Linked DNA regions of Homo sapiens: region 2 is linked to region 1. The links are chromatin loops, found by intact Hi-C in ENCODE. Cell type or tissue: heart left ventricle. All regions are shown on one strand.

What was found. Hi-C counts contacts between places; a loop is a spot of excess contacts. Peaks named below come from ENCODE experiments on the same cell type or tissue, not always from the same donor. Only the 100,000 strongest peaks of a DNase experiment are listed, where the experiment ranks them.
Region 2: it touches region 1 in a loop (5-fold over the local background); 8 of 110 quality-filtered maps call a loop at or near these places.

Annotation. Positions count from the first base shown.
Region 1 is chr10:15,205,057-15,213,056 of GRCh38, forward strand. It overlaps FAM171A1 (family with sequence similarity 171 member A1), which reads right to left. Exons shown (of 8, transcript NM_001010924.2): 8 at 6,587-8,000. The coding sequence ends at 7,859. It overlaps FAM171A1-AS1 (FAM171A1 antisense RNA 1), which reads left to right and starts at 3,531. Exons shown (of 3, transcript XR_007062068.1): 1 at 3,531-3,615. It overlaps LOC105376434 (a long non-coding RNA gene), which reads right to left and starts at 2,344. Exons shown (of 4, transcript XR_930699.2): 1 at 2,320-2,344. LOC107984211 (a long non-coding RNA gene) reads right to left here and starts at 6,281. Exons shown (of 3, transcript XR_001747379.2): 1 at 5,237-6,281; 2 at 4,960-5,142; 3 at 3,201-4,143. RefSeq lists a silencer at 5,010-5,059. In heart left ventricle, a CTCF peak has its summit at 4,964 (motif pointing right); a DNase peak (open chromatin) is centred at 4,945; H3K4me3 peaks cover 667 bases; H3K27ac peaks cover 582 bases.
Region 2 is chr10:15,415,816-15,423,815 of GRCh38, forward strand. No RefSeq gene overlaps it. Among named protein-coding and RNA genes, the nearest start is that of FAM171A1, 49 kb to the left of the region's middle. In heart left ventricle, a CTCF peak has its summit at 3,685 (motif pointing left); no DNase peak of the experiment used is centred here.

The DNA.
Region 1 (8,000 bases):
TTTTCCTGCTTGGCCCACTGCCACTGGACTCTCTCCCCTGTATGTAAGCCCCCAATAAAACCCACGTCTCCTTCGCTGGTGCGGGATCTCGTCTTTGGCCTCTTGTACCTGGTGCCATCCCTACTGAGATTAATAGGGGTCTGGCATGACAAAGGGGGCTGCCCGATTCGAGAATTGTTCTTTGCTCAATTAAACTGTTACATTTGTCTAGAGTTTTTAATACTAGGTTGCCAGTAACTTTTGCTCAGGAAACTGAGCTACACAGAAACATGAAAACATTCATGTTGTTGGCCAGGCGCGGTGGCTCACACCTGTAATCCCAGCACTTTGGGAGGCCGAGGCGGGCGGATCACGAGGTCAGGAGTTCAAGACCAGCCTGGCCAACATGGTGAAACCCCATCTCTACTAAAAATACAAAAATTAGACGGGCATGGTGGCGTGTGCCTGTAATCCCAGCTACTTGGGAGGCTGAGGCAGAAGAACCTCTTGAACCCAGGAGGCGGAGGATGCAGTGAGCCAGGAGCGCGCCACTGTACTCCAGCCTGGCGACAGAGCGAGACTGCGTCTCAAAAAAAAAAAAAAAAAAATTCATATTGTTTCCTGACAGCAAGTGGAGTCAAAAGAACTTGCCTGGATTTGGGGGTGAGGTTGACAGATGTTTGTAGGGTGACCCTGAGGTTTCTGGCCAAGGAAACTATATGGTGAGGCCATTTATTGGGATAGTACATAGGCAAAAACTAGGAGAACTGGTTTCCCTGATTTGCGGAGGAGTAGGGAATTCACGGGACAACATGAAGATAATAAATAGAGTTTTAGGTGCTTGAGGATGCTCAGTCTGCAGTTTGAACTCAGTGGCAGGCCTGGGATGCAGATACGGACGTGGGAGTCCCAAACAGGCAGTGATGTGAAATTGCTCGGGCAAGATGGCAGGAATAACCTGGACCTTGGGAAGAGGACGGACGGTAGAGCCAAGACATGTTGACACAGTGTGTCCACCTTCGGTTTTTCAACAGGCCATTGTGAACAGGAAGAGAGAAATCTGTTAGGCACTGCTGCCCAACTTGACATGCTATTTCACATAAATGCTTCCCCAACTGCAAATCTGGGGTATAGCTGTTAATCGACCCCAGAAACAAAGAGAAAAGTGAATAATTCCCTGAGGTACCCAATGGAAGGTGCTACCAGGCTGTAAAGTAGCTTCAATGTTTCTAAAGCAGTGGTCTACAAGCCTGTGTATGAGAATCAGCTAGGGAGAGTTTTTGTTTGTTTGTTTTGTTTTTAAACCAGTTTCACCTACAGAGATCCTAATTCAATCAGTCTGTGGTGGGGCCCAAATGCTTTAATATTTTTTTTCCAGCTCCCAGGGGATGCTAACATGTATCCATGGTTTGGATCCATGTCCCCGCCAAATCTCATGTTGAAATGTGATCCCCAGTGTTGGAGGTGGGCCTGGTGGGAGGGGCTTGGATCACAGGGGTACCTCTCATGAATGGCTTGGTGCTGTTCCCTTGCTGATGAGTGAGTCCACGTGAGATCTGGTTTAAAACTATGGCACCTCTCTTGCTCCCACTCTGGCCATGTGTGATGCCTGCTCCTGCTCTGCCTTCTGCCATGATTGTAAACTCCCTGAGGCCTCCCCAAGTAGATGCTGGTGCCATGCTTCCTGTACAGCCTGCAGAACCATAGCCAGTTAAACCTGTTTTCTTTATAAATCACCCAGCCTCAGGTATTCCTTTACAGCAACACAGGAATGGCCTAACACCCCAGGTTTGAGCAACACTGTTCTATAGTTACATGCACATTATCTTATTACCATAGAGCAACTCAATTCAAGAATTCAAGAACGGCTGCCATGTTTTACAGAGGTATTGCTTTCAGTAGCAAATTATGGTGATTGGGGACTTACCCTAACATTATTGCCTTGTAGACAGTGTCCTAACACATGTTTCCAGACAAATCTTTAAGAAGGCTGCACCTTCACAGAGCTCACTGGCTATCTTCAGACACCAGGCAAAACATCCCCTTTGAGCAAAGGAGATATTACTCAGCTGAAGCTTGCAGAAAGCAGTACGATGGGGCCGGGCACCATGGCTCACGCCTGTAATCCCAGCACTTTGGGAGACCGAGGTGGGCAGATTACTTGAGGCCAGGAGTTCGAGACTTGCCTGGCCAACATGGTTGTATTAGGGTTCTCTAGAGGGATATAACTAATGGAATATATATATTATATATAATAATATATATATATACACACACACACATGCACATACATATATACACACATATGTATATATAAAGGGGAGTTTATTATTAACTCACATGATCATAAGGTCCCACAATAGGCCGTCTGCAGTCTGAGGAGCAAGGAGAGCCAGTCCGAGTTCCAAAACTGAAGAACTTGGAGCCTGATGTTCGAGGGCAGGAAGCATCCAGCACGGGAGAAAGATGGAGGCTGGGAGGCTAGGACAGTCTCTGTTTTCACATTTTTCTGCCTGCTTTGTATTCTAGCTGTGCTGGCAGCTGATTAGGTGGTGACCACCCAGATTAAGAGTGGGTCTGCCTCTCCCAGCCCACTGACTCAAATGTTAATCTCCTTTGGCAACACCCTCACAGACACGCCCAGGATCAATACTTTGTATCCTTCAATCCAATCAAATTGACATTCAGTAGTAACTATCAAAATGGTGAAACCCCATCTCTACTAAAAACACAAAAGTTAGCCATGGTAGTACATGCCTGTAGTCCCAGTTACTAGGGAGGCAGAGGCAGGAGAACTTCTTGAACCCAGGAGGCAGAGGTTTCAGTGAGCCAAGGTAGCGCCACTGCACTCCAGCCTGGGTGAAAGAGTAAGACTCTGTCTCAAAAAAACAAACAAACAAAAGTAATAGAATGGGGAAAAAGAGATGCCACTGTTTTGTCTACCATTTTCCTTAAAAAGTAGCTGAGAAGCAGCTGATATAGCCCCAAAATGACCATTGTCACACTAGAGCAACAAGATTAGGGAACTGTAAGATACTAGTAATAGTTCAGAGAAATAAACTGTTTTTGTAATTTACAACTTACAAAAACTTTGATATGTATTGTCTCACTTGAATTCAACTCACCCAGAGGTGAGGAGAGCAAATACCCCCAACCTCTTGCTAAAGCATCAGAAGTGAGTCACCTGTCTGTTGGTCAGAGCCAGGCCTGACACCCAGAGCTTCTTCTCCAAATCCTAGATTTTAATAATTAGCATGGTTTACTTATGCCTTAGACCCTCATTATGGAGTGCTGAATGCATACTGTAGACAGATAGCAGAGGGTGCCAGTGAGGTGAGATGGGGCAGCAGCATGCAGAGGTGGCTGCACACTGGGCCGAGTGTCAGGAGATGAGGCCCACCTCTGTGTGGTCACCCATTGCATATGTGGAAAGGTCAACACAACACTTGTGACTTCAGCCTTCAATTTCCTCTGCTGTGAGACCACCAAGCCTCTTTCAGGTTCTTCTATTCCTGCCCATCCTGTTAAGGTGCAAAAGCCTAGCAATGCGAGAATTATGAGCCACTTTGAAGGTACCAAAATACCAACCTGAAACAACTCACAATGGCTGCGAAGAATGGAAAAAACATTTGCCAGGTATTTTAGTGTATATTTACAATTACAGCTTTGAAAATCATTTTTTTTTTTTGGCGGGGAGGAGAAGACTTGCAATTTCTATTTCGCCTGGAGTTTAGCTGGCTTTCTCCCTGATCTATGAGAGCAACTGCCTTTCTCCTTGTCACTGCCTTCTCCTGTTTGAAGGACCATGACAACCATCATGCCCTTTTCAAGTTCTCTGTGATGTCATAAAAGTCCCCAAGACATAATTGCAACTTGCTTTAACTATGGTGTCAATGCAGCAAACAAGAAATCGTGGAATATCAATATGGTTGAAAAATCACCCCCCATTTCTAACTTTACTCATTTTTATGAGGTCCTCTAGGTCTAAACACCTGCATAAGCGATGTCTGTGAGAGGGTGAACACAAGAAATCACACTGAGTTTGTCATGCTTGTGGCCTACGTACCATTCTGTGGCTTTCTGGTTTCCTTCCTTTTTGGTTTTGGTTTCATTTTCTTGGGTGCGATGCCTCTTTGTTTTTGCATTTGTCTGTGCTAGTTTATCCTAAATAAAGTTCCAAATGCACAGGGTCACTATCACTTAAATGATGTTGTGTATCCCCTGGCAGAGCTTAGGGCACACACTTTCTTTTCTTTTCTTTTCTTTTTTTTTTTTTTGAGACGGAGCTTCGCTCTTGTTGCCCAGGCTGGAGTGCAGTGGCGTGATCTCGGCTCACCGCAACCTCTGCCTCCCGGGCTCAAGCAATTCTCCTGCCTCAGCCTCCCGAGTAGCTAGGATTACAGGCACCCACCACCACACCCAGCTAATTTTTGTATTTTTAGTGGAGACAGGGTTTCACCATGTTGCCCAGGCTGGTCTTGAACTCCTGACCTTAAGAGATCCACTCACCTCAGCCTCCCAAAGTGCTGGGATTACAGGCCTGAGCTGCCACGCCCAGCCTTATGTATTTCATTATACAGATTATTATGTATTCCATTTGTAAGTTCTGTCCTATGCATCCTTTATCAGGGACATTTATAATTTAAGTGCATTCATTTCCAGAGAGCTGGCTGTTTAAGCCGTGCACCACTGTTTCTAGCTGGGTGACCTCAATTACTTAACCACTAAGCCTCAACTTCAGTGCAAAACAAAGAAGAATAAACATTCCTTCCTTGAAAGATTTTGAGGATTGAATGCAATGATTGTTTCCAATACATTGTTTCCAGGTAGAGACTCCAGGAACCTCAGTCCCCTTCTCTCCACCCACCTCACCTTGGGGAGAGACCCAGTGGCAGATTCACCCCTGTGCACGCCCACCCCTACTTTCCCAGAGTGGCCCTGTGTGTCTGGACTAAACCGTTACAGGTGGGGAAAACTCACCACTAGGGGGCGGGAGCAAGATGCCTTTGATGGCTGTCGTCCTTCAGACCACGTAACTGATTTGGAATACTGTGACATATTCACCCTTCCACCCTCCGTGGGGAGAGAGAGGATAAATGTGTAAAGTCTGTGGCCACGGTGCTGCATTCAGAGAATCCCACTCTAGTGATCAGCGTTGGCATCCTGAGAAAATGAGAACCACTGAGCCCCAGTTAGGACAACTGTTAAAATGTGATAAAAATCTTCAGCCGACCCAGTTGCCCTTCTGCAAACCCACCTGCTTGTTGTCCTCGGCACACGGCATGCTGTGACTGCTGCTGGCTGCTTAATACATCGGGGCCCATCCAGGTGAGTCTCACCTAAGGAGGAGTCAGCAAAGCAGTCTTCTCCACCCCCATCTTCCTGCCAGATCTCTCAGGATCAGCGCTTACAGTTAATGTGCTACCCGACTTTCCCAGGTAACATGCATTAAATGAGGCTCTTCTAGAAACTGACGTTTTAAGGAGGTGATTCCATTGGCGGCAACCTTAGAGCCGCAAAGGACTGGGGTCAATGACAGCAGAGAGGTCTTCCGGGACTTCCTCCCTCGTCCCTCCTCATCTAGGTCTGGCCCTGGATTTTCCTGGAGGAGCAACTTCCTTATTCTTTTCAGGGGAGCTGACCAACGCCTTCTCCCTGGAGTCTTAGCCAGGTCTGCAAGGATGCCCCTGCCACTTACTGGTGAGATGTCCACTCCCGCGCAAAGGGCGTCTCACTCCTTAGGCCCCCAGGCTCCCATCTGGCTAGCTGTCCCACTGTCAAGGACTTGCTCAACTATTTTCCCCCTTAAAAGCCAAACAGGCAACACCACCACTTGAGAATGAAAATCATCAAAACCACTGTGATTAGTTCTTTGCCTGCATGGAATTCACAAATACTGATTTTGTTGACTGTAAACATAGCTGGCTTAATTTATTTCTGCCAGTTATGTCCCAACACCTCCATTAATGATTTTATTTTGATGAATAGTTTTATACATCTGGGAGGATTCTGGTCATTCTAATGATATCTTCTTGAAGCTCTTCCAAGATGGATCAATACTGACCATAAAACATCAGATTCTTGTTAAGTGCAGACATCCCTCTTTACCTGAAACACATCAAAATGTTATTTGGTGTTCTTGAACAAAACTACAGACAAAGGTGGATTTTTATAGATTTTAACCCTAGAGGAAATTCCTAGGTGTCTAGGTGGTGGGTCTCCAAATACAAGTCTGACAACTGCGTTGCAGACTGCCACCAAGGAAACAATGACAAAGACTTTTTTTTTTTTTTTTTTTTTTTTTTTTTTTTTTTTTGAGACAGGATCTGCTCTCTTACCCAGGTTGGAGTGCAGCAGTACCATCCTCCCACCTCAGCCTCTCAAGTAGTGGGGACTACAGGCATGAGCCACTATAACCAGGTAATTAAAAAAATTTTTTTCACAGAGATGGGCTGAAGTGATCCTGAGCTCAAGTGATCCTCCTCCTTTGGCCTCCCAAAGTGCTGGGATTACAGGTGTGAGTCACCATGCTTGGCCTGACAAAGTCTTAATAACAACTTTGAAACAGATAATGACTCAGAATGAATTCAAATGACCACAAAGACAGTTTTCCTTTTCTTCAGAGTTTATTTTGAATTTTCATTTTTGGATAACCAAGCAGCTCTTTAAGAAGAATGCACAGAAGAGTCATTCTGGCACTTTTGGATAGTACATAAGATTTTCTTTTTTTTTTTTAAATTTTTTTTAATAGTCACATTCAGCTCGCTTGCTCAAACCAGACTCCCACATTGGGTGAGCAAGATGAGCCCATAGGATTCCAGAGTTAATACGTAACCGTATATACAAACAGCCAAAAAACCATAATGGTGCCACAGGGATGGAGCAGGGAAGGGCATCTCTAACGTGTCCTCTAGTCTATCTTCGCTAAACAGAACCCACGTTACACATGATAACTAGAGAGCACACTGTGTTGAAACGAGGATGCTGACCCCAAATGGCACTTGGCAGCATGCAGTTTAAAGCAAAAGAGACATCCTTTAATAACTGTATAAAATCCAGGCAGTTCCATTAAAGGGGTTAAGAAAACCAACAACAACAAAAAGCGAGGGACTGTCTGTTGTCACTGTCAAAAAGGCACTTGGAGTTAATGGGACCAGGATTGGAGGACTCTTAGCTGATACAGATTTCAGTACGATTTCATTAAAAGGCTTGGATGTTAAGAGAGGACACTCAGCGGTTCCTGAAGGGAGACGCTGAGATGGACCGCTGAGAAGCGGAACAGATGAACACAAAGGAATCAAATCTTTACAACCAAATTGCATTTAAGCGACAACAAAAAAAGGCAAACCCCAAAACGCAACCTAACCAAAGCAAAATCTAAGCAAAATCAGACAACGAAGCAGCGATGCATAGCTTTCCTTTGAGAGAACGCATACCTTGAGACGCTACGTGCCAACCTAAGTTCTCAACGACAGCTTCACAGTAGGATTATTGTGATAAAAATGACTCAAGCGATGCAAAAAGTTTCATCTGTTCCCAGAATCCGAGGGAGAACTGAGGTGATCGTTAGAGCATAGCGACATCACGTGCGGTTTCTTAATGTCCCTGGTGGCGGATACGCCGAGTCCTCGGAAGGACATCTGGACACCACTTTCAGCCACCTCCTTGCAGGGGCGACATCCGCCAAAGTCATCCTTTATTCCGAGTAATAACTTTAATTCCTTTCTAACATTTACACGGCAAACAGGAATGCAGTAAACGTCCACGTCCGTCCCACGGCTGGGCTGCCGTTCCGTTTCCTCCACGAACGGGTACGCGCTTCCATGAGAAAGGATATTTGGCAATTTTATATTCCACAGTCAGGTGGGTCTGCGATAGCTCATTTAATGTTAAACGCCATCAGGGGCCTCTCCTCCCGTTTCTGCCAGGGGCTTTTCTTGTCTTCTCCTTGGTCATCATCATCATCGTCTTCCTCTTCCTCGTGGGCAGATCTTCTCTGGTGGGGGCTGGCTGCTGGCTCC
Region 2 (8,000 bases), 210 kb after region 1:
TGAAGAAAAGCATATACTGTATTTGCTTCTACTCCTGGGAACTTTTCTGGGACTAAGATAAAATATCAGTCAGTTTTAACAGTGTGAGCCAGCTAACATTATTGAAATTATTATTTTAATCTCTATTTCTTTAGTTACATTCTCATTTTCCCCCTGCACTCATATGTGGGAAGAAATGTTTCATTAAATATACTCAAAGTCAGAACAATGTAAAAGGAAGCAAAATAAATTTCTATGTTTCTATTGAAAAAAGACATCAGACTCAAGAGGCATTATAATCCCCTATTAAGGTCAACACAAAGGAACAACATAATAAAAGGGACACATAATAAAACTGCTAAAGAAAACAGAAAGCCAGTAAGAAAGCCCTAAAAGCAGCCTGAGGATAATAAAACATATGACCCCCAAAGAAACAACAATAAGATTGACAGCTGACCTCAAAACAGAAACAATGAAAGCCAGAATTCAATGCAATGTTATTTTCCTAGTGACGAAAAAAATTAACTGGAAACCTAGAATTCTACAGTCAGTAAAAATATCCTTTAAAATTATTATAAAATAAAGATATTTTTAGAGAGAATGTATTACCAGCACATATGTACTAAAAGAAAAAAGACTAATAAAATGAATACACCTCTGGCAGGACAGATCAAGGAAAAGATGGAAGGAAGGAAGAGAGAAAAAGAGGTAAGGAGAAGGTACAACCAGGATCAAGAATAAAAAGGGAACATCACCGTAGATCTTACAGTTATTAAAAAATATGTTGACAGACCTTATGGACAGCTTTTTTTGCAATAAATTGGAAAAGTATGTAAATACCTCAAAAAAGATAGCTTACCCAAACTGACAGAATAAGTAGTAGAAAAAAAATAGTATTATGTATATCAACTACTTAGAATCTATCATTTAAAACCTTCCAACAGGCCAGGCGTGGTGGCTCACGCCAGTAATCCCAGCACTTTGGGAGGCCGAGATTGGCGGGTCACGAGGTCGGGAGATCCAGAACATCCTGGCTAACACGGTGAAACCCCATCTCTACTAAAAATACAAAAATATTAGCGGGGCGTGGTGGCAGCACCTGCGGTCCCAGCTACTTGGGAGGCTGAGGCAGGAGAATGGCATGAACCCGGGAGGTGGAGCTTGTAGTGAGCCAAGATCACGCCACTGCACTCCAGCCTGGGTGACAGAGTGAGACTCCATCTCAAATAAAAAAAAAAAAAAAACTTCCAACATAGAAAAATATATACCATATGGTTTTACTAATAAATTATTCCAAACATTTAAGAAAAAGGCAATACCAATCTTAAACAAACTCTACCAGAGGACAAAAAAGGGAATGTTTTTCAAGTTTTTAAATGAGTTTGGTATAACTTTAATACAAAGTCTGACAAGTACATTAGAAGAAAAGACAATTGTAGGCCTATACTTTTCATGAACAGAGAAGCAAAAATCCAAAACAATATTACAGCAAATTTAGTCCAATTATATAAAGAAGGATAATGAATCTTGACCAAGTGAGGTTTATTCCTAGAATGCAAAATTAGCTGAAAATTTTAAAATCAGCCTATGTAATCCACTAAATTAACTAATAAAGAAAACATGATAATCTTAATACATACAGAAAAATCATTTGATAAAATTTCTGATTAAAGAAAATCTCAGTAAAATAGGAGTAGAATGGGACTTTCTTAATCTGGTTACAGGCATCTACAAAAAACCCTACAGGTAACATTAGACTTAGTGGTGAAATCATGACTGTTTTCTCCTTGTAGGGGGATTTCTCCACTAACATTGTTTCTATCCAGCATTGTACTGGAGGTCATAGTCAATGCAATAAGGTCATAGTCAGTGCAATAAGGTATGTATAAGGCATAAAACAAGAAAAGTATAAAGATCATAAAGAAATTATCATCTTCACGTATTACATGGTTATATGTATAAAACAATCTAAAAGAATGTCACTGAGCACTCTTCATGCTATTCATCAAAGAGCATAAATGAATTTTTGATGAATTGCTCTTTGATGAATAGAGCAATTCATCAAAAATTCATTTTGTATAACAAAATTCATTTGTTATACAAATTATTGGACATAATATGTGAATTTAACAATTTTTTTTTTGAGATGAGATTTCATTGTCATCCAGGCTGGAGTGTAGTGGTGATATGGTTTGGCTGTGTCCCCACCCAAATCTCATCTTGAATTGTAGCTCCCATAATTCCCACGTGTTGTGGGAGGGACCTGGTGGGAGATAACTGAATAATGGGGGCAGTTTCCCCCATACTGTTCTCATTGTAGTAAATAAGTCTCACGAGATCTCACGGTTCTATAAGGGGAAACCCCTTTTGCTTGGCTCTCATTCTCTCTTGTCTGCCACCATGTAAGATGTACCTTTTGCCATGTTTGTGAGGCCTCCCCAGCCATGTGGAACTGTGAGTCTATTAAACCTCTTTTTCTTTACAAATTACCCAGTCTCAGGTGTGTCTTTATCCGCATTGTAAAATGGACTAATACAAGTGGTGTGATCACAGCTCACTGAAGCCTTGACCCCCCCGAGCTCAAGCGATCCTCCCACCTCAGCCTCTTGAGTAGCTGGGACTACAGGCACCCGATGCCATGCCCAGCTAAATTTTTTTTTTTTTTTTTTTGTAGAGACAGGGTTCCGCTATGCTGGTCAAGCTGGTTTTGAACTCCTGGGCTCAAGCTATCCTCCCACCTCAGCCTCCCAAAGTGTTAGGATTACAGGCCTGAACTACAGCACCTGACCCTAACGATTATTTAACATATAAATTTAACATGTAATTTACAACTCATAACTAATGAGTGACTTATTAAATATAGAAAAAACTCCTACAAATCAATAACAAAAATATGCATATATACACACAACCCGATAGAAAAAATGGGCTTGAGTAGGCACCTCAAACAAGAGCACGTCTACTAGGTCAGTGAAAATATCAATATGTGTTCATCTCATTAACCATCTCATTTTTAACCAGGTTAAAAAAATAAAACCACAGTGTGGTTTGACTGTATAGCTACCGGAATGGTCAAAATTAAAATGACAAATATGATATCATTTATCAAATGTTGGCAAAAGCATAAAGCAATTGTATCCCTTGTATGCTGTTGGTGGGATTGGAAATTCCGACAATCCCTTAGGCAAACCATCAGTATTCTCTGAAGATGAACATGTGCATTCTCTGTGACTAGGTGACTGTGACCTGGTTTTTCCTGAACAGTTTTGATTTAGGCATACTTTCTCAAAACGCTGTTCAGTTCAGTATTTGTCCTGGACTTCTTCATTTTTAAATAAAATTTTGTCATTAATGGTTGCATTAAAATAATCCAGGATAGGTTTGGTGGACTTTGAGTTGATTCTTCTAACTTTAACCATGATCTTGTTTAGTAGCATGGAACACACATGCAGTTTACATAGAGTTGGTACTTAACACATTGTTTTCTCTTAAAGGCAATCAGAGATAACATGTCTTTCTTTCCCTATCTCTCTGCTGATGCCGCATAACTAAAATTTCTCTTTGATGAATAGCATGAAGAGTGCTCACTGACAAAAAAAGAAAAAAAAATTCTGGGGCACAGAAGTGTAGGAATAACTTTCTTCTTCCAGCCTTGAATTATAGTGAAAGAAGTTCTTGAAATGCTGCCCCTGCTGGCCATTTGATGTAACAACAGTCAACTGTGCCATAGCCCTTAGGTGTTAGCCTGAAAGAAACTGGAAATCATTAAACTGCCAGTTGGCATAGACAGTAGGAAAGCTGAGAAACTAGAGGTTAGATGTACTTGAAATATGAGCAGAAAGTAGAGGCTGAGCCATCCTGTTAAAGAATAAATGAAGAGTAGTCGAAATGATTTTGCTATGGTGACTTTGTTATGTATTACACGATGTAAATCTACAACTGTTCATTTATTTATGTCATTATTTGGTAATACTTTTTTATTCCACAATAAATTCTCTTGGAAGCAATGAGCTCAAATGAGTGGAAATGCATATTTAATAAAAAATTAAGTACTATATTTCAGTTTCTGAAGGAAGTTGACGACGAATGTATTACAGTGGGTCCTGAAATAAGGCCATTTTGTTCATCATCATCGTAACATTGATGAGGAAACAAACTGGACTCCCAGCTGGGGCCATTGTCTGTGTAGAGTCTGCATGTTATCCCTATGTTTGTGTGGGTCTTCTCTAGATATTCTGATTTCCTCCCACATCCCAAAGAGGTGCACAATGGGGTCATTGGCTTGTCTATATGGTCCCAGTCCGAGTGAGTGTAGGTATTTGTTTGAGTCTGTCCTGAGACAGGTTGCCATCTTGCCCAGCAGTAGTTTCCACCTTGCATCCTGAGCTGCTGGGATAAGCTCGTACCACCTGTGACCCTAACCTGGAATACTGGAGTAAATAATCATCCTGCTTGGTTTTATTAATCTTTCTCAAATGTATGTATAGCTCACACTTATTTCAATGTTTAATATTAGCATTTTGGGGTCTTTGTTTAGAAGTTTGGTGATGTTTTTGTAACCAGAAATATGTCATAGGAACTTAACTCTTGTTCATATCAATTAGCCTATGGTCAAACTGGTTTCATTCCATGTTGTTTTGCTTAAAGTTGCTGTGTCCAAGAACTTATTGATGATGTTAAGTGATGATTTACTGTATTTTCACAACATATTTGTTGACTTCAACTATCCATCACAGGGCATAGTGGTATCACTGATCACACAACAACCTGAAGAAACAAATGGTCTGAAGAACTATTCTGTATATTAATATATTGAAGTGGTAGCCATCTTAGGAAGGACAGACACAAAAAGTCACAAAAGGGCAGTTTACATGGCACTCACAAAGCATGACTTTTCATGAAGATGAAATGTCCATTGCAAATTAGTTTTACTACCTTTGTCCTGGATGGAGTGCAGTGGCACTATCATGGTTCACTGCAGCCTCAACCTCCCCAACCTCCTTGGGCTCAGGTGATCCTCCCACCTCAGCCTCCCCAGTAGCTGAGACTACAGGCATGCGCTAATATTACCGACTAATTTTCCTATTTTTTGTAGGGACAGGGTCTCACGGTGTTGTCCAGGCTGCTCTCAAACTCCTGGTCTCAAGTCATCTGCCCACTTTAGCCCCCCCAAATGCTGAGATTACAGGCGTGAGCCACCGTACCTGGCCTTCACCCATTTTTAAACTTCAAATGTTCTTATGCAAGCACAAAAAGGGAAGTGATAGCTGTCAGGGAGTTGGCTTCATTAGCAGAACAGGAACTTTGCAAACAATTAAATGATGCTTGTTTTATAGCAATGTCATCAGTATCTCAAACAGAGAATGATTTTAATAATGGCTGAATTTTATCTCTAATTCACAGAATCAAAGTAAAGCTTTTAGAATTCATTCTATCAAAGGGAAATGATATGATATGATGATTAATGCTATTATAAATTCCTTCAAAATATTCAGCATCAAAGGTAGTATTTTCATAGTGATGACAGATACAAATTTTGATTGCATTGGGGTGAAAACAATATTCCTATTAAAAAGCCTATAGAGTAAAAATGTAGCTGGAATTGTTTGCAGTGTACACATGGTTTGTTAATGTGTCAAAAATGTGCTATTCTTTTATGCATGAAAGGAAACTATTGAGAGTGAAAAGACAAGCAACAGAATGGGTGAAAATATTTGTTAAGTCATACATCTGAAAAAGGATTAATATCCAGAAGATATAAATAACTCCTACAACTCAAGAACAACAACTAAATAACCCAATTCAAAAATGTGCAAAGGACTTGGGTAGGCATTTCTTCAAAGAAGATATCCAAATGACCATTAAGCACATGAAATATCAGTAGTTATCAGGGAAATCTAAATAACAGCCACGGTGAAGTGCCATTTAACACTCATTAGTATGGCTTTTTTTTATTATTATACCTTAAGTTCTGGGGTACACGTGCAGAACGTGCAGTTTTGTTACACAGGTATACACGTGCCATGGTGGTTTGCTGCATCCATCAACCCATCATCTACGTTAGGTATTTCTCCTAATGCTATCCCTCCACTAGCCCCCCACCCCCCAACATGCCCTGGTGTGTGATGTTCCCCTCCCAGTGTCCATGTGTTCTCATTGTTCAGCTCTCACTTATGAGTGAAAACATGCGGTGTTTGGTTTTCTGTTCTTGTATTAGTTTGCTGAGGATGATGGTTTCCAGCTTCATCCATGTCCCTGCAAAGGACATGAGCGCCTCCTTTTTTATGGCTGCATAGTATTCCACGGCATATATGTGCCACATTTTCTTTATCCAGTCTACCATTGATGGGCATTTGGGTTGGTTCCAAGTCTTTGCTCTTGTGAATAGTAGTATGGCTATTACTTTTAAAATGGAAAAGAATAAGTGTTAGCAAGGATGTGGAGAGATTAAAACCCTCATACGCTGCTGGTGGGACTGTAAAATGGTGCAGCCACTGTGGAAACCAGTATGTGGGTTCCTCAAAAAGTTAAACTTTTTGCTTAACTTTAAACAAAAGTTAAACATTACCCTATGATCCAGCCATTCTACTTCTAAGTATATACCCCCAAAAATTGAAAGCGGGAACTTAAACAGATACTTGTGTACAAATGTTCATAGTTGCTTATTTACAACTGCCAAAACATGGAAACCATATGATGTCCTTCGACAGATGAATTGGTAAACACAATGTGGTCTATCCATACGATGGAATATTATTGTCTTCAAAAGGAATGAAATTCAGATACATGCTACAAATTGGATGAATCTTGAAAACATTATGTTAAGTGAAAAAGCTGGATACAAAAACCACCAAATCTTGTTTGACCACGTTTATGAGGTATCTACAACAGGCAAATTTATAACCAATAGAATAGAGGTTACCAGGCACTGGTTGGAGGGGGAAATAGAGTTAGTGTTTAATGGGTACAGAATTTCTGTTTGGGAGGGTGACAAGTTCTGGAAGTAGATAGTAGTGATGGTTGAACAACACTATGAATGTACTTAACACCACTGAATTGGTATGGTTAAAATGGTATTTTTTTTGCTATGTATATTTTACTAGAATAAAGAAATGGTTTTCTACCAATCTAAATGGAAGATAAACTTGTCAAAATTTTACAGACATACGCATGATCTTTCTCTATTTGCTGTCCATCATGTTCAAGTTTTAGAAATGTTTGTGCATTTGAATAATTGTTAATGAACCTAAACTGTCCTGCAATACTATTAGACATTTTGGAAGATAATCTCTGAATTTTTGTTGCATTCTGTTCAGAATCTGTTGGAAATCTTAATGAAAAGGTTCAAAAATTGGTCACCAAAACCTGGAGCTTTTAAAAGCTTAGCAAATTGCAATTATTGAAAATCAGGCTCATTCCTGTAGCCCCAGCTACTTGGAAGGCTCAGGTGGAAGGATGGCTTGATCCCAGGAGTCCAGCCTGGGCAACATAGTGAGACCCTGCTATTGAAAAAAGAAAAACAAAATCAAGCTTGTACCCAGAAAGGCACTGAAATTCATCCCTGTAAAAACAGTGGGAGGGAGGGGAATTGAACAAATTCAAATGTTGAGTAAGACTTAATTTTGAAATTCTAAAATATTACTTTGGATACATTGACATGTTTGACAGAATTTTCTATTTTAACTGGATATGTTTGTATTTTATATCAGAAATAAATGGAATTGGCCAGGCGTGTTGGCTCATGCCTATAATCCCAGCACTGTGGGAGGCCAAGGTGGGTGGATCGCTTGAGTCTGGGAGTTTGAGATCAGCCTGAACAACATGGTGAAACCCCGTCTCTACTAAATATACAAAAATTAGTCGGGTGTGGTGGCACACGCTTGTGGTTCCAACTACACAGGAGACTGAGGTGGAAAGATCGCTTGAGCCCAGGAGGCAGAGGTTGCAATAAGCTGAGATCACGACTGCACACTCCAGCCTGGATGAGAGTGTAAGACCCTGTCAAGAAAAGCGGGGGAAGA